Regions from separate parts of the Mus musculus genome. Here all the other regions are linked to region 1. The links are chromatin loops, found by intact Hi-C in ENCODE. Cell type or tissue: left cerebral cortex. All regions are shown on one strand.

Region 1 (8,000 bases):
GAAGAGGGAAGGGGGAGACACTGTGGCTGCATTCCCCCACCCCCAGGAAGCACCTCTTGTCCCTGGCTCCCCTCCTTTGCCCTGGCCCCCTAAGATTCCATCTCTCTTGTTCTGCCTCTGGCTCCAGTGGCTCCTTCTGATGCTCCCCTTGGCTTCTCCCTGGACAGACACTCCAGTAGGATGCTTGGGGTTTAACCACCCAACCTTACTCAAGTATCCCTCTGCCTTCCCCGCTTCTGCCCCTCCTCAATACCACCTTTTCTCTCCTCTGGGACAGAATCTTCTTTCCCCTCCTCTCTCCTCCCTACCCCTGGGAAAAAACAACAACAAAAAAGAAAGCACCAACTCCCCAGGAAGGGGCAGCAGACAGTAGGGGAGGGGACAGAAGGAGGAGAGCACAGGACCTTCTAGGAAAGGCTCACAAATCCCTGGGAGGCAAGGCAAGGGGTTAAAGGTGAGGGCAGTGGCTGCTGCTGTCCTCTGCCACCCCTGCTCATTGTCCAGGGGACTTCAACACAACTCAGGGGACAGGTGTTTGTAGGGTCAGCTCTGATAGGGAGAAGAAAGGAGCAGGAGAAACATTGTTAAAACCTAGTGAATTCCTTCTTCCTCCTCTCTGTCTGGAGGCTCCTTGGTTGATGAAGAGTCGTGAGGAGTTGGTGGGAAGAGGAGACTGTACCAAGAAGAGCTTTCCTCCACTCTCCCCTCTCCCCCATCAACTTGGAGCTCACCAAGGCTGGGAGGGAAGTGGCTGAGAGCTCACTGGTACCCCCTCTGCCCCAGAGAGGGAGCCCACAGCTGTGGGGGGGGCTGCCACCACTGCTGCTGCCGCCGCCGCCGCTGCTGCTGCCGCTGCCGCCATTGGACAAACCTCACCAGTACCTATAGGGAGAAACACCAAGGATCACAGCACAACCTAAATGGCAAGAAACATGTTCCATACCCCAGACTTTTCAACTATTTCCCTATTTCCCCTGGGACACAGCCGTTACTTCCTATCTGGTCCCCAGAGGCTTCGGCCTGCCTGCTTACCCAGACTGAGCATGTCCATACTGCCCTCTCTGGATCCCAAGGCTCCCTAATCTGAGTGACAGACTGGCATCCCTGGCCTTCCTGCGATCCCCTATTGGGCCCTTTGAGTTCCCTTGTCCCACACATCCCATGCTGCCCCCCCCAGCCATGTCCCACACCTTGCCTGGTGGGTGCAGGGGTCCCCCTCAGCAGGTAGGCTGTGGCTGGGGGGCATCTCCCGGGATAGGAGGGGCGGCCCCCCCCAGATGGGTCTGCATGTGGCCGGCCAGCTGGGCAGGGGTCTTGCAGTGCACGCTGCACAGCTTACACAGGATGCGGTCAGCCCGCGGGGCCTGGAGCCCATGGTCCTTCACCGCGTGGATGCGCAGGTATGCTGCTGTGGTGAAGCCTATTGGGGGGGGGGGTTGGGATGGGGGGTTGGGGTCAGCCTGGTGGAGACCCCAGAGACAGGGCTGTTCTCCTAGGCTGGGGACACCCTCCTCACATGGCACTGTCCTCCTCCCACATCCTTGGTAGGCTGGGGCCAACTACTCCAGAGAAGCATAGCCTTTCCCTACGCTTGCTGGGGACTGGTTTGTGTGGTGCCCTTACTTAGTCCTTAATCTCTACAGAGACCGTCCACGACACGGCTACCTAGCTTTTTAAAGGCTTGACTCTCAGTGGAGACGGCTGTGTCCCCCCCCTCTCCAGTGCCCCCGTCTCAGCTCCTTTAGTCACCAACCACAGTGAAACAGCTTTCTGCTACTGGGTAGGGTGCATGCTCGTCACACCCCTGCTGATGTACTCCACCTGCCCCAGGAGCTGGAGACAAGAGCTTGTGGCTGCTAAGTTGAAACCCTTGGGACTGGCTTTTTGGCTATTCCTTTCTCAAAGTAACCACGTCCCACTTCATTCTCCCAAGCACACCCATGAGGTTGAATTTCTGGTAGACGGTCTCCTGTGAACCATGGCACATAATTTAGTGGTGGTGTTTCCAATGCTGTTGTACTTGCCCCTTAAAGAGTTCTCTCTACTCGCCACAAGCTCTTAGCTGCAGCACCCTTGACCCACATCGGTGAAAAAAAACCCAACAGCTCTGTGCCCCCCTTTTTAGTCCCTGCCCTCCTGGCACCCCTTAGCATGTACCTTTGTTGCAGAGCTCACAGACATGGTGAGGGCCCTGGCTGTGCACCTTCATGTGGTCGGAAATATAAGCCGAGCTCAGCATCTTGCCACAGACATGACATGGCACCTTCTCCTCGTGTCGGACTGTGTGCGCTCGGAGGCGATCCTTCGTAGCAAAAGCTGCCTCACATTTCTGGGGGAGGGTGTGGGGTCACAGGAGAGTTAAAGCTTCGGGGAGTAGAGAGAAGGGAGCAAGATAAGGGGATCAGAGTCTCGGGGGTCTTTGATCTGTAGGAAATGGGCGTGAGATGACCAGGCCTTGAAGGAGAAATGTGAAAATGGAGTGAAGAGGCAAAAAGAGAGAGAAAAAGGGGGTCTGAGAGGCTGAACCCACACAGCTACAATGAGGATCAAAATCATGAAAACCAGGACAGGAGGAAGCTGGCTTCCTACCTCACATTTGAAGGGCCGCTCTGTTGAGTGCACTTGTCTGACGTGACTGTTGAGGTGATCCGGCCTAGGGATATGTTGAGGTGGGAGGGGGTGTGTGTTAGGGCTTAGGCTCCAAGGTAAGGTGTGCCTCAAATCTACCTAGGTTCCTCCAAAATGCCTCTGCAAAGGTCCCAGCGTTTCCCCCTCAGCTTCAGTCCTCAGGCAGGAAAGCCCTCAAACCAAGATTCCTCTTCTGCCCAGAGGCTGCTTTCCTTCAGCCCAGAGACCCACCTCTTCTAAAGTACCACCCCCTGTTCCTAGCAACTTCCCTCCTCCCTGGGAGTGGTTCCTGTCCCCAGGAACGGGAGCCGCCTCCCCACCAGCCAAAGACAGGCCACCTTGTTGCCCTCCCCCCCACCGGCCTAGTGGGCAGCGAGGCCCCTGCACACCGGGAGAAGCTCTTGCCACAGTGGGAGCAGTTGTAGGGCTTGTGCACAGCGCCGTCATGTGAGCGCACGTGGTAACTCATGCGGTCCTTGCGCTTGAAGCGCTGCTGGCACACAGGGCACTGGTAGGGCTTCTCGTCCGAATGCGACAGCTTATGTCGGTTCAGGTGGTAGACGTCGCGGAAGGCCTTGCCGCACATCTCGCAGGCGTGATTCTTCCGGATGCGCTTCCCAGAGGCAGTCGTGGTCACAACGCCACCGGCCGCCACCGCGGCTGTGCCGCCGCCAGCCCCGGCTTCTCCCCCACCCCCGCTGGCCCCGCTCAGCTGGGGGACACTCAAGAGGCTCAGGGGCACCATGGTGGGCATCTTCATAGCACCCGAAGGGACCCGGCCAGCCTTGGCTCCCGTGTGGATGGCTTCGTGCCTTCGGAGGTTGTAGCCGTTCTTGAACTCCTTGGCGCACAGGGCGCAAATGTAGGGCCCCTTGCTCTTTGTCTTCTTCTCCAAGACAGATGCAACTGGGGCCACGGCGACCGTCGAGGTTGGGGCGACGACAGCGGTGGCAGCCGCTGCTGCGATAGTGGCGGCCGCGGCGGGGGGCGCGGCCTCGGCGGCTGGTGCGGAGACGGCAGGGGGTGGCGGAGGAGGCGCCGGAGGCTGCTTCAGGGCCGCTGTGTCCACTGTGGAGGCGGCGGCAGGGGCCGGGGGTGCAGTAACCACTGCAGCGGCAGCCGCCGCAGCAGCCGCCGCCGCCGCGGCTGATTCCTGCGCGGCGGCGAGAACCGGGAGCAAGTCCACTTGGAGGGGCTCGGCCGCCGGGGCCTGGGGCGTGGGTGGGGGCGCCGGCGCGGCCTGCGGAGACAAGGCGCCGTGTGGGCCGCGGTCGCTGGTCGGCGCCTGCCCGCCCGGCCCGGCCCCTACTCACCTGGAATGGACTCTGGGCGCAGCCCTGGGAGGCAAAGAAGCGGGACTGGAGCTCAGCCCCGACCTGCAGGGGGTTCTGGGCGTGACCCTGAGGTGGCGGGAAGGAGTTCATGAGGCCGCCCACCCCCCGGGAGTCCAGGCCCAGCACGGGGAAGGGGGGGGCCAGCAGCGTGCAAGGGAACACGGGGAACATGGCCTCGGCCACAGTGGGGGCCCCCGGAGCTCAGCGGGAGCCGGGGGCACGGGCCGCGCGGGGCCCGGGCTCGGGGCGCCGCCCCCGGCCGGCCGGGTTGGGCCGAGCCGAACGCATGGCCCGAGGGCCGCCCCGCCGCCCGCGCACCCCGGCCGGCGGGAGGGAGGGAAGGAGGGCGTCTTGTGGGGCGCGGAGCGCGGCGGCGGCGGCGACGCCCCCTGGGTGGGGGCGAGAGGCCCCGCGGGGCCGAGGGCCGGGGCCGGGGGCGGGGGGCCCGGGCGGCGGCGGCGGCGGTGGTGGCGGCGGTTGGAGCCTGGCGGGGCGGGGTGGGGGGAGCGAGGGAGCAGCTTCGGCCCCCGCCGCGCGCGCGCGCCCAGCCGGCGCCTCGGGGAGGGCGGGGGAGGGCGCGAGGGAGGGAGGGGGACAGCTGCGCGCGCACCGGGCGCGCGGAGGGGGTGTGGGACAGGAGGGAGGGCGGGCAGGAGGGGGTGTGGGAGGGGGGGCAGGGGCGGGGGGGGCGGGGGTTGTTACCTGGAAGATGAAGCTGCTCCAGTTGCTGGGATCCATGGCGGAGGGAGGAGGGAGGTGGCTCGCGCTCACCCTGGGGCGGGAGGAGGCAGCTGTGGGGGAGGGGGACCCAAGGAGGAGGCGCGCAAGGAGGGAGGGGGGAGGAGGGTGGGGGAGCGGCGCACACTGCGCGCCGGAGGGCGGGCGGGGGGCGCGAGGACACACAAGAGGCTGGAGCGGGCGCGAGCGCGAGTGCGCGCGGGGCCAGCGGGAGGGGGAGGGACAGGAGGGACTCTAGAGGGCGGAGGGACTGGGGAGCCACCCAGCAGCCCCGGTCGCCCCGAGCGCGAGACCCCCAAGACGGTTGCTGATTGGCTGGCGATGGTGCAGGTGGTGGGCGCGCGGGAGACTAGGCGGCTTCTCTTCCCCCACTTGAACGATTCCACCCCCCACTTCCCTCCGCCAGCGGCCGTTATTTCGCGCGCACGCGCACATAACAGGGACGTCGTTGCTGAGCGGGAGAGTGGGGAGCGCGCCGAGGGAGTTACAGCGGGGCGGGGCTAGCTTGGAGCGCGTGCCCGCTTAACGGTCGGTCGCTGTGCTTAAGCTTTCGCGTCAGCTTTTTGATTCTTCTAGGCCACCGTCCCCTCCCCATTCCAGTGGTTTATTTACAATCTTGGCCTAGTTTGGGGGTTTCCCAAAGATGGCGCCTACATGGGTGTCCTGCAGAGCTTGATCCTGACCCCCAGGGTAGTTATGGACTCTGACCCCAGCCCTGTCATCCTCAAAAACCAGGCTCAACCATGGAATAAAAACTGTATTTACACAACACGTCACTATACAAGGATTTTTAAAAGAAGGTAGTGTCAAGAGGGACCGCTGTGCTGGCTGGCGGCCAAGCTCAAGAGATTCGCCTGTAAAGAAGAGGAACGTGCGTTAGCATAGCAGCCTAAGGTGGGCTGCGGTGGGGGAACACCATGCAGAAAGGGCAAAGGTGGCCTTACCTTCAGGAAAGACTCCACCTGCTTCCCAGAGATGCCTTCCACCTGTTCCAAGTCCTCCACCTAGTGGGACAGCAACACTAGGAAGGGAGTGGACACAGCACGGGGACCCCCCCACTGCACCTGTCCCCAGGGTTGTTACCTCACTGAAGGGGCCGTGGAGCTCCCTCCAGCCCACGATGAGCTGGGCTTTCTTCTGGCCAATGCGCTGCAGGCTGCGCAGTTCCCGAGCTGAGCCTTCATTCAGCAGATCCAATAATTTTTTGCGCCCATGTGCCAGTAACTCTGGGCTAATCTGTACCTCCCAGTAGTCCTCATCCTTTTCCACAGCTTCTGACTCAGGGGATGGCTCCAGCTATGAGGTAACAGAAATGCCAGTAAAGGCAGTGGGTGACTGCCATGACGAGGCACAGTCCATCTCTCTGCGGCCTCTCCCCTCTGGTCACTAATTTTGTTGTGCTTCTTTAATTGCTAGCTCCTTTCTCAGTTGCTGTGAAGAGTCAGTGAGTGACTGAGCGCACACATCAATCCTGATTAGGAAGAAGTGTAATTCAGTGGTAGAGCGCTTGCCTTCCATGCTTGAGGGCTGGGGTTCAATTTCCAGTACAGGGGGGAAAAGGGAAACCAAACAAAAAACCCATGCGGGGGAAACTGCATCATGCCATTACAATGGGGACAGTTCTACTAATGTTTTGTGTGGAGAAAATTATATTTTTCATTTTATGTGAGAGATTCTTAAATACTTGTCCATTTCCTAAATAGGCTCTACAGTTCTTAGAGGGCAGGGGCCACATTAGATCCAGTCAGCAGCCAATCCAAACACAAGGGGCATCAGGGGCATCAAGAAGAAAAGAAACAGTGGTAGATATTTTCTATGAGACACATCCATACCTCACTCCCCCACCACACCCCCTCAAAAAAGCTCTATAAGGCATCTTTAAGGCATTATGCAAAAGGCTCCCAGCTGGAAAATGGGGTGGGACTCACCTTCCTTTTGGGGCCTTTCTTCAGGAGCTGGATTTGGTTTGAGGACTCTCGCTGCTTCTGAACTGAAAGGAATTTGGAACTGGTCAAAGACACAGGCCACCTCCTGCCCTCCCTCCCCTCCTAGTAACCATTTGCTTCTCCCATTTCTATTTCCCTAGCTCCTTCCTTTCAACATGACTTTTTTTTTTTGAGGCAGGGTCTCATTCTATAAGGCTAACCTAGAACTCATAGTAACCCTCCTGCCTCACCCTCCTGAGTGGCACCATAGCCAGTCAGTACCCCACTGTCTACAATACTAGAGGACAAGCATCTAGGGCTTCTTCAGACCCAGTGGGAGGATGAGTGACATGATAACAGCATCTTTCCGTCTCTTCCTTTCTGAAATAGCTGCTTCTTCCTGGAACCTGGAACTAAACTTACTCCGTTGCAGGGGCATCACTACAGCCTTTTTCAGGGGCTTTGCCACTGTGCCACTATAAGAGGCAGGCGGCTGGAGAATTGTGGGAGTGTTCTCTTTTTCCCTTGGATCCGGTGCCTCCTGGGCCAACACCTTGGCTTCCAGTTCTTTTTGCTTCATCTTAAGCCTCTGTCGGAAAGAATCATGGGAGATGTGATTTAGCTCCAGCCCCAAAGCAGTGGATTAGGAAGGTTAGCAGATAGAGTTCTGAGGTCCAAGAGGAGAGACAGAATTCAAAATAACTAAGGGAGGTCTACATCAGAGGGCTACCTAAAGACAGAATGAGTCCTTTTAAGCAAGGTATTCAACGTGAGGAGGCTTTGTTTTTTGGTTTGTGGGGTTTTTTGTTTTTGTTTGTTTTTTGGCTTTTCAAGGCAAGTGGTGAAACTCAAACTCAGAGATCTACCTATCTGCCTTCAGAGTGCTCGAATTAAAGGTCTGCAACACCACCTCATGTTTTAAAGATTTTTTTTTTTTGATTATACAGTGTTATACCTGCATAGGCACCAGATCTCACTGCAGACGGTTCTGAACCGCCATCATGCCGTTGCTGGGGCCTGTACTCAGGACCTCTGTAAGGAAAACCAGCATTCTTAACCTCTGAGCAATCTCTCCAGCCTTAGATTTTTTTTTCTTTTACTTTTTTATTTTTTTAAGATAAGGTCTCACTATGTAGCCACAGCTGGCCTAGAACTTACTATGTAGATTGGGCCAAACGAATTCACAAAAAGAGCTGCCTGCCTACTTAGGCAGGTTATATATTTTTACTTATATGTGTGGGTGTTTGGCCTGCATGGATGTCTGTGCGCTATGTGCCTGGTGCCCTTGTAGGTCAGAAGACAGTGATGGGTCCTCTGGAAATAGAATTATAGGCAGTCATGAACTGCTCTGTAGTTGCTAGAAATTGAGTCAGTG
Region 2 (8,000 bases), 180 kb after region 1:
CTTTGTAGACCAGGCTGGCCTCAAACTCAGAAATCCCCCTGCCTCTGCCTCCCAAGTGCTGGGATTAAAGGCATGGGCCACCACTGCCAGGCTCAGGAAGATAGATTCTTTTTTTTTTTTTTTTTTTTTTTTTTTTTTTTTCCATTTTTTATTAGGTATTTCGCTCATTTACATTTGCAATGCTATACCAAAAGTCCCCCATAGCCACCCACCCCTTCTCCCCTACCCACCCACTCCCCAGGAAGATAGATTCTTAAGTGTTAAAGTTATAAAGCAGAAAAATAGCACCCAGCAGAGTGCCTGACACAGGAGTGATATTCTAAAACCGAATTGTAACCAAGTTCCTCTGGACAGACTAGTATGGGGGAATGTCCCCTAGTCACATAGATAAATGTTATATGAGGGAAGCAACTCTAGTTTTGTTTCTTATGAGGTAAAAGATGTGGAGAAAGGTCCAGGGTCAAACTTAAGTTAGAGTTCAGACTGAATGTCGGTGCCCAATCAGGTTTTTTGTTTTGGTTTGGTTTTTCAAGACAGGATTTCTCTGTGTAGCCCTGGCTGTCCCGGAACTCACTCTGTAGACCAGGCTGGCCTCAAACTCAGAAATCCTCCTGCCTCTGCCTCCCGAGTGGTGGGATTAAAGGCATGGGCCATCACTGCCTGGCCCCAATCAAGTTTTGAATTTTGTTAGCTTACAAGCCCTGCCTGTATTCCTCTCCCACCCCACCCCCTGGTTCAGATCCTCAGGAGGATTCTCACACCCAGGCGCTCACAGAAGCCTCTCATCTCTAAGCTAAACCCAGCCAATTACACTGAGACTGTTTGGGCATTCCCTCCTGATGAGTGCCTTCAGTTAGTGGATTGAGTGAGTGCTCAGTTCAGAGCCGGGCTGCAGTGTCCTCAGGCGATGCTCCAGGCTGAGCTAACCAGGTACAGACCAGCAAGCAGGTTAGGGAGCACAGAAGCAATGGCCAGGCTCCAGAGAGAGAAGGAAGAAGTCAGGCTAATCACACTCACCCCCACCTTAGGAGTGACTCAGGCCCCTCCCTGGAAGGAACTAGGAAAGCTCAACTAGGGCAGGGGAGATGAGGAAATGGGGAAGAGGCCTCCCCCACCCTTTCCCTTCAATGAAAATACAAAACTGCCCTCTCACAAAAGCCCTGCCTTCAGGGTCTCTCCTCCATCAAGCAGACTTTCTCACCCCACTATTCTGCCTACAGATACCCCCCCACACCCACTGCTACTCTGAAGGCATCCCTCTTGCCCTCAGAGATCTAAGATTTCTGCCAGAATCCTCGCCCAACCAACTTTCCAGAATGTCTGGCCTTTTTAGTTAATAGTTTCATACCAAGCAGCTGGCATCTTAGCTGCTTAGTAGGTATCAGCTCATTCAATCCCTCTCTTCATAGAGGAAACTGAGGCATAGAAACAGGGACACCACTAGCTCAAGGACACGGGCCTAGGCAAGGTCTAGGCTTAAATCGAGACGACTGCCTTGATCCCTGGTCCTCAGCTCTGAAGTCATAGAAACCCCAGGATGCTCTGGGCACTGCAGCTCCTGCTAATGACTCCCTGGGCCAGGGCTGGCCAGGTGCATCCCCTCCCCGCCCCTCCCCTCCCCCTACGCGTCCCCAGGCAGCCCCCACGGGGTGCCCACTGTGTACTCACAGGCTGCCTGAGTACTGGCTGCCCCCAAGGAAACCATACTTGTCCGTCTTGCGCAGGGCCATCCCATTTATCTCCGAGTCTGAACCCATGGAGCTCACATCATCCGGCAAGGACTCCAAGGTCCCTGACATGAGGCTCACGGAGTCCAAGTAGCTCAGGGTGTCTGGGGCCTGACCCCGAGGCCCCGAGATGCCAGGTCCTAGACTGGACGTGGAGCCCAGGTCTTGAAAGTTTTCAACAGGCTCCGGAGCTGGGGTCACTGTCACCACAGCCACCGGAGTCGGAGCCGGAGCCTCGCATGTCCCGGGAGGGCCTGTGACAGGCCCTGAGGGGTCCTCAGGCACCGACCCTGCTGATGCTGAGGTCGCAGCTTCATGCCCACCTGCCACCTGTCCTACTCCACCCCGTGCAGTCACTCCTGAAGCCACTGTGGTCCCCGGCTTGGGGGCAAGCGGGGGTTTGGCAGTCAGGGCTCCAGGCGCCATTCTGGAAGGTGTCCGAGTGGGGGTCCCTGGTCCTGGGACAGGAGAGGCTCGAACCTCTTCCGTCTTTTGAGTGTCTGTCCCCAAAGCCAAAGCCACCGACGTCTCGGCTCCTGTTTCTGCCGCTGGTGCGGGGAACTCTTGCGTCTTCGCGGCTTCGGGTGAGGCCTCCAGGGTCAGCATCACTACCGTGCTGCTCGTAGCTGTCGTGGGTGTAGAGGCCGAGGTCTGTGATGATCCTGGGACGCAGGCGGGCCGAGCCTCCCCGGGGGCCACCAATTCGACTGGGGCCGAAGTGGCTGTAGTCACTGGCGGTCCCGGTTCCACCACTAAGTGCGATCCGGCCCGGGAGCCCCGGGGCGGGGGCGAAGGGGCAGCGGGGGCGCCGTGGCGGCGCGGCGGGGCCACAAGGGGCGCCGGACCCGTCTCCATAGCTGCGGGCGGCCCCTCACATCCCCCCGCCGGGGAGGCCGCAGAAGGCGCCGCCCCTCAGGCCGCCCGGAGCAGCCCGCCGGGGCTGCAGAGAGGGCGAAGGGCGCGGCTCGGCGCGCGCCGGGGGCGGGGCGGGACCCGGCGGCAGGCGGCGGGCGGCGCGCGCAGGCGGGGCAAGGGTCGACGGCGCTCGCGCCGGGGTCTCCCGGCCTCTCACCCTACTCGCGCGCTCGCGCCGCCCCCTCCCAGCGAGGGGCCGGCTGCCGACGTCGCGCCTGCGCAGACGCGGAGGAGCAGCCACTGTCCCGGCGAACTACGCCTGCGCGAGGAAAGGCCCTCCCGCACCCCTCCTTTTTTTTTTTTTTTTTTTTTTTTTAATCTCCCGCCCCCTCTATAAGACCAGGACGGATAATAGGAGAGAGAAAACTGAGTTCCTGCCAATCGATGGAAGGGTGGGTGGGGTTAGAGGCGGGAAGAGGGTGGGTACTCGAGAAAGAGGAAGTGAAGAAGGCAGAGGCAGGACGAAGAAAACAAGCAATAGAAAAGAGAGATCCTGAGCATCCAGGCCAATAAACACAACTGAAGAGAGTGAGTGACCGCAGAAGGGCGGGGAATGAGGCTGGTGTTGGGCAGTAAGAGGCAGGGACTAGGAACTTGTTAGCCAATGGAAATGGTGAAAAGGGAACCAAATTAAAAAGGGGGGCTAGGCAGTCAAATTGACTGACGGTCACGTCTATTCCTGTGATGACAGCATCAGCAGTCAATAGAAAGAGCCGAAAAATTCTTAGACTTCCTGAGATGATCAGGAAGGAATGACAACCAGGGAGAGGCGGGCTTAACTTGTGATTAACTTGTTAGCCAATGACTGTCCTTCTCCACTTTGCATAAGAGTAGAAATAGATAACATTCTCTGCTTCTAGGGCCAGGGATGCTGCCAGCAGGCGGTGCCAGAGCAAGAATAGTCAGTGACAACCAGAGACAAGCGCGAGAGGAGGTGACAACTGGGGACATCACTGAGAAGAGCCTGGAGCATCGGTGCGGCTCCTAGCCAATAAGAGTGCCGCGCTGGCCTTCTTGGGTTTCCAAAAGAGCCCCTGTTCATTCAACTCCTGAGCTGCACCACAAACCCAGTGCCCTCATCAGTACTCTCTACCTCGATGTGTCTAGTTAGACTATAGTCAGTCCTCTGAAAGACTCATCTCTCAATTCCCTATTTCAGGCAGGAACTCAGACCAGGTTTCTCTAAGTTCTCATGTACAAACTCAGCTTCTCCCCCCCCCCCCACCTCCACCCCGCCGCCGCAAACACTGCAATTTCTGAAACCCATATCCTCTGAGCACTACTTCACTCTCCCGGCTTGTGGGTGGAGGTCCCATCTCAGAACCCAAATCCATGAATCCTCAATACCATGAACCCTCCTCTTTGAAGGATTCAAGAACCAAGCCGTATTGTTATCCACTTCTCTTAGTACTCATTAGCTACTAACTACAAGACCTGACGTTATGAGTTCTAACCTTCCAGATTCTTCTTTTTTTGTTTTGTTTTTTATTTATTTATTTATTTATTTATTTTCAAGACAGTGTCTCTGTGTGGCCCTGCACGTCTGTCCTGGAACTCACTCTGAAGACCATGCTGGCCTCAAACTCAGAGATCCGCCTGCCTCTGTCTCCTGAGTTCTGAGACTAAAGGCCACCGCTGAACCAGGAACCTTCCCACTTCTAAACACTGCTTCCTCTGTTCTCATTCTCTTGAGCCCCAGGATGAGTGGACTACCAAATCCATAAGGCCACTCTCAAAATCCTAGTGAGACCTAGCTCTCAATGTCCCTATCCCTTTCTGTCTTTTGAAGCTCCTTAGTCTTGTCAGCTTACTTTCCCGCTTCCAGCTCTGACCCGGACCCGGTGAGGACCTGTCAGATCTTCTTTTCATAACTTCTCCATCTTCCCCTTTGATTCAAGTTTACTGAGAAGTCCACAAATCCCATTCCCTTTTTGGAGTCTTTCTCACCTCCCAGAATGCACTAATGAGTGGGCTCCTGCATGACGTAGCCCCCTCCGTGGTACCCATATGTGGTACCCATATAAGGCAAAACAGCTGCCAACTAAAGCCGGGAGGGGCTGTGCGAAGGCCAAGGGCAGCTGCTAAGTTTAGGGTGGCTCCTTCTCTCTTCTTAGAGACAACAGGTGGCTGGGCCCCAGTGCCCAGAAAAGAAAATGTCTTAGTGGCATTGGCATGGACTGGAGGAGGGCAAGGGAGGGAACACATTCCTCAGGACATCAGGTCCTAAAGGGAGCAGGAGGAGATGCGTACCATTGCCAGCCTGGGGTTCCTATACTGCGGTTTCCCTAGATTCCCACTGCATGGATCAGTATGGGCCACTGAGGCCCAGAACATTATGAAAGTCACAACATCAGCCAAGCTAGCATTTTCCCAGAAAGGAAAAGATACTGGTTATGCTACCTGGGAGAGGATGGCTGGGGCCTCTGTGTTTTCTCTGAGGTCCAGCAAGAAGCCTAAACCTTGCAGGGCGTGGTGGCGCACGCCTTTAATCCCAGCACTTGGGAGGCAGAGGCAGGTGGATTTCTGAGTTCAAGGCCAGCCTGGTGTACAGAGTGAGTTCCAGGACAGCCAGGACTATATAGAGAAACCCTGTCTCAAAAAAACCAAAAAAAAAAAAAAAAAAAAGCCTAAACCTCTCTTGCTTCAATCCTTTCTTTTCAAGTGCACCGATGATGTCTCTGCTTGTTGTTGCAAACCCCACAGCATTTGGTCACCAACCTTAACATCAAGCCCCATCCTGATTCTGGCAATCCTAACAGCTGACTTTCACTGTGCTGGCCTTTGCCCATGTGCCCTGCGGTCTGCTCACTGGTCCTCACCTCACTCACTTCCTTAGCTTCCTGCTGAGTTTTGCTGTTGTCATTTGCTTACTTGCCTGCTTGCTTGCTAAAGTGAACCCACAAAACCAAGCATACTGTCTATTGGCACAAAATGCTTACTGAGTTTAGATCTGTGCCCACCCCACTCAGGGGCTCAAAAGTCTAGTTCATCTCTTCCAGAACTGTGGGCTTCCCTGAGCCCCTCTGAATCCTGGCACACTGCAGTCCCCCTTTGGGAGAAAGAACATCCCTTCCTACCTAGGTCCTAACGAGACTTGCATCCCAAGGCCTCCTCCCCCTCCCTTCCTGGGCTCCAGCTGCTGCAGGCCTCCAAGAAAGGAGAGGCCCCTGAGCTGGGCTATTTTAGTATCTGGGGTGGGTATCCACAGGGCTAAGGTTACCACGGTATGTTAAGGGCTGCCGGGGCAGGACTATATAACCCCAGAAGAACTGCTCCAAGCAGATTCTCTTCCTTTTTCCATCTGGAGCTACTGCCTTGCCCCCAGGAGATCTAAGACATGGTGAGTGAAGATTCCTCCCAACCTAGCATTAGCTCAGGATAGCCCTACCCTTCAAAAAAAAAAAAAGGGTGCTGCTTCTCATTCCAACTACAGGCAAAATATGAACCCTCTCTCTTAGCACCAGAATGGGGCCAGAGGAGAGTGATGGGCTGAAAGGTTCAGTCAAGGATAATATGCTCAGATATCTAACCATGATGTCTAGGGGTAGGGGTAGACCTGTTCAAAGTCTGTTCCACCCCTTTCTATCATTTCCTAAAGTCCTCAGACGAATGAGATGATCCTGCTTGCATTTTGTAAGTGGGAACTAGAGGTTCAGATAGGGCCAGTGAGTAGATTAAGCTAGCAAGTATGGACGCCAAGTTGGCAGGCAGAGGATTCTGAGAAGGGCACTTGTCAGTCAGGATGAAGTGATCTGGGAGCTATAGTTGGGAATTAAGACACACAGCCAAAATGAGGCCCCTTAGCCAAGAGGTGCCAAGAAAAAGAAGAGTTATTCTATAAAAATGGACTCAAAGAACTCCGAATCTGAATCTGATCAGGCATAATGGGTATGCCTGTAATTTCAACTGCTTTAAAGCCTGAAGAGGTAGGAATCCAGGAGTCCAGGAGTTCAAGGCCAGCCTGAGTTATGCAGTGAGACCAGTCTAAAAAAGAAAAACAAAAAGAAAAGAGGAGGAGAATCTGGGTGTGGTGATGAATATCTTTATTCTCAGCAGGAAGAAGCAGGCAGATCTCCTGGGTTCAAGGAAAGGAAGACTGGGTCTATAGAATAGGCCCCAGGGCTAAATCATGAGACCACGTCTCAGGGTGGGGGTGGGGAGGGACAGGGTTGGGGTTGAGGATGTAGCCTGCCTAGCATGCACAAGCAACCAAATAAAATAGGATGTGCTGCTCGTGACGCTAACCCTGGAACTCGCACGGTCAAGGTTAGAGACGGAGGCACGGTGAGCAGGCCAAGGTCATCCTCTGTTAAGTAGCAAGTCTGAGGGCTCCATGAGACCCTGTCCTTAACAGAAACAAAAGTCTGGTTTGCTGCTCCCAGGAGAGAGGTACAGGAACTGGCCTGTAACTCCCCTGTTCAACCTTTACCCTCACAGGCACCCAAGAAGGCCAAGAGAAGGGCAGGAGCGGAAGGGAGCTCCAACGTCTTCTCCATGTTTGACCAGACTCAGATCCAGGAGTTCAAGGAGGTGAGAGTGGGAGGCTAAGGAAAGCCTCCCCAACCCTCCTCCCCACCCTCCTCCCTACCCCTCCTTCCCAGAAAGTGCACCTGTTGAGGGAGGAGGAGAATCCTTCCCCTCCCTTCAAAGGGTGGAGGGGGACAGCTGGCTCAGGGCCAGAATCTGATCTGCCTTGGGCCAATTCCTGGTTTCATCTGTCCTCACCCCTACCCCTCCACAGGCGTTCACTGTAATTGATCAGAACAGGGATGGCATTATCGACAAAGAGGATCTTCGGGACACCTTTGCAGCCATGGGTGAGGCCCCTACTCCTATCTATAAATGTTGAAAGCTATGGAGTTGGAGGGGAATCCAGTGGCTTCAGGCCTTAATCTGCCCAGATGAAAAAAATGAATGAGCTAATATAAGCTTATGAGAAGCACACCTCTGGTCCCCAACACCCAACTCCAACCCCTAACGCTCACCCCATTCAGGCCGTCTCAATGTGAAGAATGAGGAACTCGACGCTATGATGAAGGAAGCCAGTGGGCCCATCAACTTCACTGTCTTCCTGACCATGTTTGGGGAAAAGCTTAAGGGTGAGTAAAAGGTTCTCCACCCAAGACCCTGGTTGCTCTTTCCAGACCTTTGGGGACGCGCTAGACTCGTGTCCTCTGTCCCTGCAGGTGCGGACCCGGAGGATGTGATCACTGGAGCCTTCAAGGTCCTGGACCCAGAAGGGAAGGGCACCATCAAAAAGCAGTTGTGAGTGGCTCCCTCTAGTGGCTCTACTGTCTTTTCCAAAAATCCCTGCTTAGGGGTGACAGGTTGACAGAATGCATGAGCAGTAAGGACTGG
Region 3 (8,000 bases), 49 kb before region 1:
AGAGCAGTACTAGGGAGGGCCGAGCTCATCCTCCAGTTGTCAGGCTGTTGGGGAGTGGTCCCTGGAAGAAAAGAAGAGCTGGTGACTCTCTACACTTAGGGCTCCTGTCATTTCCTTCCATCTTTCGCCTGGCCATCCAAGCCACACACCACCCTTGAGCATAGACCCCATGCTCCACCTATCCACATAACCCATTTCTCCATGCACACAGCCACCTACACCCTCCTTTCCCAGCCTTCAACTCTGTCCACCTCCCTCATCACCCACTCGTTACTCATCCATCTTCCCTCCCAATCATCTCTCATCTCCCACTTACACTTGAGAGCTGGGGCTTTACTTTGCTCAGAGCTGCACTCCAGGACAGTGCATACAGCAAGTGATTAGCACATGCTGAGCTAACATATCCACTCATCATGTTCCCATCTGCCAACTACTCCTTCAGTTCACTCATCCCTTCCTATCTAATGTTTGTTTGCTTTTTATTTTAAATATTTATTTACTTGTCTACCTATAGGGTAGTATATAGATAGCTCTAGCTGAGTTAAAACTCCCTCTGTAAACCAGGCTGGCCTGGAACTCACAGAGGTCAACCTGTCTCTACCTCCTGAAGCTGAAATTAAAGGCATGTACTGCCACATCACGCTTTTTGTATATTTTTAAATTTATGTGTATTGGTGTTATAGGTCTGTGTACCACTTGTGTGCCTGGGGCCTGTGGAGACCAGAAGAGGGTATCTGATGCCCCTGGAACTGGAGTTATGGATTGACCATTGTGAGCCATTACCTGTGGGTGCTAGGAATCGAATCTGGGTCCTCAGGAAAACCAACAAATGCTCTAAACTGCTGAGCCATATCTCTCCAGCCTCTTTTATTATGTATATATACTTTCTAAATTTCTGTTTGAGACAGGGTTTCTCTGTGTAGCCTTGGCTGTCCTGGAACTCACTCTCCAGATCAAGTTGACCTCAAACTTGTACACCCAGCTCTGTCTCCAGAATGCTGAGCTTAAAGGCATATGCCACCATGCCTGGCAGGTCCTAGAGCATACCAGCTACTCACAACCTCCCTGACTAACATACCTCTGTACCTTGGCCCATACAATCCCTACTGCTTAGAATACTTAGAGCTGTTTCCCTAGAAAATTTTTTTCTTTAGGTGTTTCCTTCTTCAGGAAGCTCTATGATGCCTTTCCTTCCTAGCCCAGATGAGGATGGGGTAAAAATAGTCTTATTGTTTTCTCTTCTTAGGTAGGCACCATTCCATATTGTGTTGTCACTGACCATTAATTTGTCCTGGTCTCATTCTAAACTGAATTCTGCTGGACATGGTGGTGAGCACCTTTAATCCTAGTACTGGGGAGGCAGAGGCAGGTTTATCTTTGTGATGTCAAGGCCAGGCTGGTCTACATGGCAAATTCCAGGGCAACCATGCTACATAGGGAGACACTACCTCAAACAAACAAAAACAAACAAACAAACAACCCCCTGAATTCTTATAGGGCTGAGTCTCTACCGTGCATTCTGTCCCCCCAATCATCTAACTCCTAACACATGGAACGGCACACAGGGGAAGCTGGAAATGTTGGAATTGAATAACCTCATACAAACCTTTTCACGAGGAGATGGCAGAAGGTGTGCCTTGGTTCGGGTTCGATTTTTGTCAGAGCTGGAGATGACAGAAGACAACAGAATAGGCTGAGAATCAGGAACTGGAGCATCAGGAGGGAATAGAATAGAACTTCATGGTTGAAAACTTCCCCCTACCCTGCTGGGATGCTGTCAACCCTTGCTCTCTCCCCACAGGCTCCTGGGAGAAGGACAGAGCCTCACTCACCGGGTGTCAGTGCCTCGGGTCTTAGTGAAGAACACTGGAATTAGAGGCCCCAGTTAAAGGAACAACTTTCCCCATGTTTAGAAGAGTTGTGGCTAGAGCAGGTAGGGACAAGGGGGTTCCTGGGTAGTGACAATGAATGAGTTAGAAGTTAAGGGGCACTGTGCCTAGGATGGGCAAGGAGGCAGAAGATTCCTGGGGAGAGCAGCTATGGTTGGGAGTGAGTCAGGGACTGGTCTCTAGATGAAGAAGGAGAGCGTTCACCATGTCTAGATATCTGAGTCCCTTGGTCTTTTGTGTTCTTTTCCTTATTGGGCAGAGGACTCAAACGGGAGCGAGCAATAAACAGTGCTTCGTCTGTAAGTTCTGTGCTGATTCGGGTCAGGAATTCTTCAGAGCAGGATAATTTCTGAAAAGGAAGTTAGAATTCAGTCTGCAAATTCCCATTGGTCTGGTGTCTTCCAGGCTGCAGGCTCTGGCTTGGGAAACTGGTATTAGAAGGCCCTAGACCTGGAAAGCTGTCTGTGGGGCCTTAGGGTTAAGGCTCAAGGCTAAGGCTCAAGGCTCATGGCTCAGACAGGGCTCCCTGCCTGGCTCTTCCCATCTCCTTCACTTTTCCATTGTCGTTTACCTGCCCTCCACCTAAGGAGGCGGCAGCTTGAGATGACCTGATGTCCTTTTTGTCCCCACTCCTGGCAGATGTGGATGCCATCCTCCTGGAAACGAAGTTTTTGTTAGACTGAGAAGCCAACCCACACCCCCTCAGATTCCGCCTCACTCCACTCCCGGGGCCCCAGATTTATTTAGTCCATAACTATAGCTCAAACATCCTACTGACTCAGTTCTGTCCTTGAAAAAATTGGTTGTTTTGCCTACTAAGTTGAAGGGAGGGGCTCTCAGAACAACTCCCTTCCCTATTCCCTCCAGAGCCCTTCTTCCTCCTTTTCTGCCAAGGCACTTCCTTAGGCAAGACAGCCAACATGCAGTCCCCGACCCGGCTAATTGGTTGAAATCTTAGGGTACTCGGCAGGAGGGGGGACGGAAAGTTCTAAGGGGACCCTATGATGGGCCTCAGGGGATTGGGAGTCCGGGAAAGAAGGTTGGGAAGAGGGAGAGCCAGGGAAGTGCTGCTCCGGATTGCTATAAAGACCTAAATGTTTACGGAAGTTCTATGGTTCCGTTGCTAGGAGACTAGAGGTTCTAGAACTAAGGACAATGTCCTAGTGTGCCATACTGGCTCTCCTGATTCCTTCTTGGAGGCGGTGACCCCAGAGTTATATCAAGGCATTTAGGAGATGGAAAGGCGTTAGGGTGGAACTTGGGCTCTAATCCTCCCACCACCAGGGCGGCGCTAGAAGCAAGCGGCAGGCATGCTCGGAGCCTCTCTAGCCACCTCTTCCCAGCCTGGGTCCCGGAGAGCGACGAGGATCGCAAGCGTCGCGGGCGGGGAAGCGATGTGGGCTGTACTAAGTCACCCAATCTCTTGGGGAGGCGCAGACTCGGGACGGAGTAATCTCTACGCCTTACGGTTGCCTCCAGGAGTTTACGCCCTCTGTGAAATGCAAAATGCAGATTCCCTCTCAGGTCTCTTCTGCTGCTCCCTTTCCAGTTTCTTCCTTTGCGGCTGGCTCTCGAGTCTCTCCCCTCCCCTGTGCGTTGGTACGAGCCGAAGCCTAGGGGCCCCGGCAGGAAAAGGAAGCAGGCCGGCCTTAAAGGGACCTCAGCCATTATTTATTTAATTAATTTATTTATATTTAAAAGCCGCTCTCTCCTTCTTCCGATGTTCTTAACGTCCCGGACAGAAGAGTAGGCTCCAGAAGCCAGGCGCAGCGGAGCTGCGGAGCCCGCTGCTGGAGACGTCAGCTCCTGCCCATCGGAAGGCCAGGTGTGCGTGAGCTGTGCCCAGGGGTGTCCCGCACCCCGGCGCCCTGCGGGCTCTAACAGCTGGGATTGCCCGGGGGAACTGGGCCCAGGGCTCAGGTGGAGCGGCTGATGCCCGGAGCTGAAAGGTGAGACCACGCTGGTAAGGCTGGTACCAAGACCTTGCCCCTCCAGACCTGGGCCGAGACGACAAGGGGAGCCGCCAAGATGCCAGAGGAAAATATCTTCCTGTTCGTGCCTAACCTTATCGGTGAGTGCTGCCTGCGGCCCCAAAACCAGCGGGGTGGGGGTGGGGAGGGGCGCGAGAAACCCTAAGCTGGCTCCCCAATCACACCCTGTACCTCTCCCATCCCATCCCAAGGTTATGCCCGGATTGTCTTCGCCATCATTTCCTTCTACTTTATGCCCTGCTGCCCCTTCACGGCCTCCTCCTTCTATCTACTCAGCGGACTCCTAGACGCTTTCGATGGACACGCAGCTCGAGCCCTTAATCAAGGTGACAGAACTTTACCACCACCAGCACTAACTGGGGTCCCAACATCCTCTGTCCTTTCCCTGCTTTCTCAGAACCTCGTTGAGAGCTGCCTAGGATATAAGCTTGCTCTTGATGATTGATCTCTGTTTGGGATGGGTGTGGAAGACCTAGACCCTGCATAGCTGTGAGCATGGAATTCCATTCGGGTGTGGCATAATGGCTCATGCTTGTAATGCCAGCACTGATAAGGTAGGTAGATTGCTCCAAGTCAGAAGTCATATTGAGTACCACGTGAGCCAGGACTACACAGTAAAATCCTGCAAAAATAAGTGATTGGGGCTGAAGGCTAAGTTTGTTCTCAGAGGTTAAGACTGCTTACTGCTGCCTGGCGGTGGTGGCGCACGCCTTTAATCCCAGCACTTGGGAGGCAGAGGCAGGCAGATTTCTGAGTTTGAGGCCAGCCTGGTCTACAAAGTGAGTTCCAGGACAGCCAGGGCTATACAGAGAAACCCTGTCTCAAAAACAAACAAACAAAGCAAACAAAACAAACAACAACAACAAAACCGAAAGAATGCTTACTGTTCTTCTAGAGGACCTAGATTTGATTCCCAGAACCAACATGATGGCTTACAACCACCAGTTCCAAGGAATCAATGTCCTCTTCAGGCTATATATATATATGTGTGTGTGTGTGTGTGTGTATATATATATATATACGCTGATAGACACTGAGACCATAGAAGATAAATAAACTTTTAAAAATGTAAGTAAATAACAAAGTTCCATTCAACAGGTGTTTACTAGGTAGTTGCTAGGCACAAACATTCGGGATTCTGGAAGAGAGGTTGGTGCCCGGTGGGAGGAAAGCAGATGATGTTTGGAGCTCTGACTTAATTTTGTAATCGAGTTCCCCAGACCCACTTCTAAAATTGCCTCTGAGACTTTGGGTCTGCTTGCCTTTCTTTGGGGCCTGGTTTTGGGTTAGAGGAGTTGAAGATAGAGTTTCCCCATTCCAATACCTCTTTCTTGCCATAGCCCCATGCCTTCTCATTTCTTGTCCTCATAACCCATGCCCTTCTGGCCTCACCATCTTTCCTTCTCTGGCAGTAGATGGTAGGCACTTTCAAACTCCTTTTATTGTCAGCCTGGAGTGATAGGCCAGAGCGGGTACCTGTCACAGGTCCACTATGCCAAACAGTCCCTTTCCACTTAGTAGTCATCATTTTTCAGGAACCCGGTTTGGGGCCATGCTCGACATGCTGACGGACCGTTGCGCCACCATGTGTCTCTTGGTCAACCTGGCCCTGCTCTACCCACGAGCCACCCTTCTCTTCCAGCTCAGCATGAGCTTGGACGTGGCCAGTCACTGGCTGCATCTGCACAGGTTTGTTTGCTTTGATTGATGCTTGGGGTGCTGGTGAGTGGAAGGCATTACAGTGGGGCGGGGACTGGGATGGCTTCAGGCTTGTGGGTGGTTTCTTTTTCCTCTCTCCTTGAGACAGTAGACCAAGGCTTGCTTAGAATTTAGTATGTGCTCATGTAGGCCTCAAATTCATGACAGTCTTCCTACGTCAGCCTCCTGACTCCTGAAGTTATAGGCATATCCCTGCATGCCGCTGTCCTTAAGCCCCTGGGTAATCCCTGTGTCTCTGAGTGGGCTTGTCATTTTTATAGGTGGTGTGAGCAATTTCTAGCATGGGCCTGGCTGAATAATTTAGGGTTCCAAATGGGGGAAGACGTATGGGTGCTTTGTATAGGGCATTCAGTCCTGGCTCTGCCTCACCTAGGGAACTGTATGATTTTGCACAAGATATAATTTTCAGCTTCACACCAGTTCCTCCGCTCAGTGAACGCTCATGAAGTCCCATGCTTTTCTCCCCAAGTTCTGTGGTGCGAGGCAGTGAGAGTCACAAGATGATCGACCTGTCTGGGAACCCTGTGCTTCGGATCTACTATACCTCTAGGGTAAGCACTTCCTGCCCCTCCTCAACTTGATCTGAAAACAGGAAGTCTGAGGCTGAACCCTGGCCAGGAGAGATGCTATACAGCCATCTGAGCAGGAGTGGTCCATGGAGGATAATTGGTGGGACATCATCATGGCAGCAGTGACAGTGAAGCCCCAAGAGAGAGAGGGCGAAGGGGGTGGGTGGAGTCAGAGAGAGACCAAAGAAATATGCAGTATAGTGCAGTGTGCAGCTGGCTGTGAGGCGCTCTCCTGTCTGGCAGAAGTCCCTGTGGGTTACAGTAGGGACATGGCCCTACGTCTTAGGCAGCCTTATATTGTGTGCAGCCTGCTCTGTTCACCCTGTGTGCTGGAAATGAACTCTTCTACTGCCTCCTGTATCTCTTCAATTTCTCCGAGGGACCACTAGGTAAGAAGTGGGGGTGGGGGTGGGGTTCCGCCCTGCCCTGCCCTGCCCTGCCCTGCCCTGGGGGAGAGAGAGGCCTCCCTCTCACACCCCTCCATCCCCTGCTTTCCATCTTTCTTCCTGCCTCCCTGTAGTCGGCTCTGTGGGCCTTTTCCGGATGGGCCTCTGGGTCACAGCTCCCATCGCGCTGCTCAAGTCCGTCATTAGTGTCATCCACCTCATCACGGCTGCAAGAAACATGGCTGCCCTGGATGCAGCAGACCGCGCCAAGAAGAAATGATCCTCTCCCATCCCCAGCTGTCCACCTGCCCTGGGTATCTACTGTACCACGTGACTCCTCTCCTCCTAAGAGGTCCCAGTGTCATGTCTTTCTCATGTGTTCTCTAACCTGCTGGGATTAGGGGTCACCTTCTGTTTGGTGTTGTCACTATCTCTTTAATCCTGATGATTAGACCCAACCTGTGACCCCAAGGACCTGGCACTGCCAAGCAGGAAGGGTGCTCAGGAGGCCCTGCCCATCCAGCTGGTGCTCCGGGAGGCCTGACTGAAGACTGGGTGTTGCCACACATCCTGCTGCCTCAGTCCTGGGGTCTGGAGTGAGACTTTGGGGACATGTGAGGGCAAAGGAGTCAGACTGATGTCATTGGACCTGGGGTACCAGGCTGGGGAGGGAAGGGGCCAGCTAGATCCTTCCCTGAGGCCAGCTCCTCTCTCCTGTCCTGCTCTGGAAACCTCCACAATAAAGGGGGGCCCCTTCAGTCTTTTTGGATGTGTTTACTTTGAGACACTCTTAGATGATGGCCCAGGGTCCATGGGAGCTGGATTAGAATCCACCTGGATGCTTTCCCAAAGGTGGCTGGCTCCTCCCTGTCGTTCCAGTGATCTCGAGAGGCTTTGTGGCTCCTCAGGTTCACAGGCATTGTCTCTGCCCACCTGCTTTATGTCCCTAGCTGGCCACTTTTGATTGTAACCTTGATATTTTCTACCCTCATGAGAATGTGAGCTTCATGAGAGCAGACTTATGTCTTTCTTGTCTCTGCCTAGAGTGAAAACTAGCCTGGCATGTGGTAGCTGCTTAATAAATATTCATGGGAAGATGGATGGTTTTCTCAGAGCATGGTCCTTAGGCTGAGAGTGTGTAGTGTGTGTGTGTGTGTGTGTGTGTGTGTGTGTGTGTGTGTGTGTGTGTGTCTGTGTCTGTGTCTGTGTCTGTGTCTTGGTCAACCTGACCCTGCTATACCCTGTAGCCACACACACATCCACACACACATGCATGCTTGGACGCACACATGCACACACACCCCGCACACCACACACCTTGCTTCCTGGAACTCCTGGTCCTACTTTGGCCTTTTTCACAGTCTACCACCATACCAACTTAAGGGTTAGTGTACACTGTGTACTGACTTAAGGGTTAGTGTACACTGTATACCAACTGAAAGGTTT

Evidence for each region. A loop is a pair of places that touch in the nucleus more often than their neighbours do. Peaks named below come from ENCODE experiments on the same cell type or tissue, not always from the same donor. Only the 100,000 strongest peaks of a DNase experiment are listed, where the experiment ranks them.
Region 2: a loop joins it to region 1, with 15 times the contacts of the local background. A loop is called at or near these places in 3 of 42 quality-filtered maps.
Region 3: a loop joins it to region 1, with 4 times the contacts of the local background. A loop is called at or near these places in 15 of 42 quality-filtered maps.

Annotation. Positions count from the first base shown.
Region 1 is chr7:127,022,287-127,030,286 of GRCm38, forward strand. It overlaps Maz (MYC-associated zinc finger protein (purine-binding transcription factor)), which reads right to left and starts at 4,193. Exons shown (of 5, transcript NM_010772.1): 1 at 3,942-4,193; 2 at 3,018-3,868; 3 at 2,590-2,653; 4 at 2,158-2,329; 5 at 1-882. The coding sequence starts at 4,133. The coding sequence ends at 728. Kif22 (kinesin family member 22) reads right to left here. Exons shown (of 14, transcript NM_145588.1): 10 at 7,049-7,214; 11 at 6,629-6,690; 12 at 5,784-5,996; 13 at 5,645-5,704; 14 at 5,445-5,554. The coding sequence ends at 5,507. In left cerebral cortex, a CTCF peak has its summit at 3,070; DNase peaks (open chromatin) are centred at 856, 979, 1,808, 2,284 and 5 more places; H3K4me3 peaks cover 4,619 bases; H3K27ac peaks cover 5,659 bases.
Region 2 is chr7:127,205,782-127,213,781 of GRCm38, forward strand. Tbc1d10b (TBC1 domain family, member 10b) reads right to left here and starts at 2,687. Exons shown (of 9, transcript NM_144522.5): 1 at 1,669-2,687. The coding sequence starts at 2,582. Mylpf (myosin light chain, phosphorylatable, fast skeletal muscle) reads left to right here and starts at 5,827. Exons shown (of 7, transcript NM_016754.5): 1 at 5,827-5,982; 2 at 7,080-7,172; 3 at 7,384-7,459; 4 at 7,637-7,741; 5 at 7,829-7,907. The coding sequence starts at 5,980. It also overlaps a transcript of Septin1 not described here. In left cerebral cortex, CTCF peaks have their summits at 2,523, 3,513 (motif pointing right) and 7,927 (motif pointing left); DNase peaks (open chromatin) are centred at 1,273, 1,986, 2,468, 3,295 and 1 more place; H3K4me3 peaks cover 3,549 bases; H3K27ac peaks cover 3,773 bases.
Region 3 is chr7:126,972,847-126,980,846 of GRCm38, forward strand. Cdiptos (CDIP transferase, opposite strand) reads right to left here and starts at 3,000. Exons shown (of 6, transcript NM_001362232.1): 1 at 2,980-3,000; 2 at 2,461-2,545; 3 at 2,094-2,238; 4 at 1,833-1,866; 5 at 1,607-1,664; 6 at 1-61. The coding sequence starts at 2,541. The coding sequence ends at 26. Cdipt (CDP-diacylglycerol--inositol 3-phosphatidyltransferase (phosphatidylinositol synthase)) reads left to right here and starts at 3,612. Exons shown (of 6, transcript NM_026638.4): 1 at 3,612-3,960; 2 at 4,072-4,206; 3 at 5,416-5,569; 4 at 6,069-6,150; 5 at 6,476-6,557; 6 at 6,689-7,653. The coding sequence starts at 3,918. The coding sequence ends at 6,834. In left cerebral cortex, a CTCF peak has its summit at 3,172; DNase peaks (open chromatin) are centred at 2,808, 3,321 and 4,132; H3K4me3 peaks cover 1,904 bases; H3K27ac peaks cover 2,192 bases.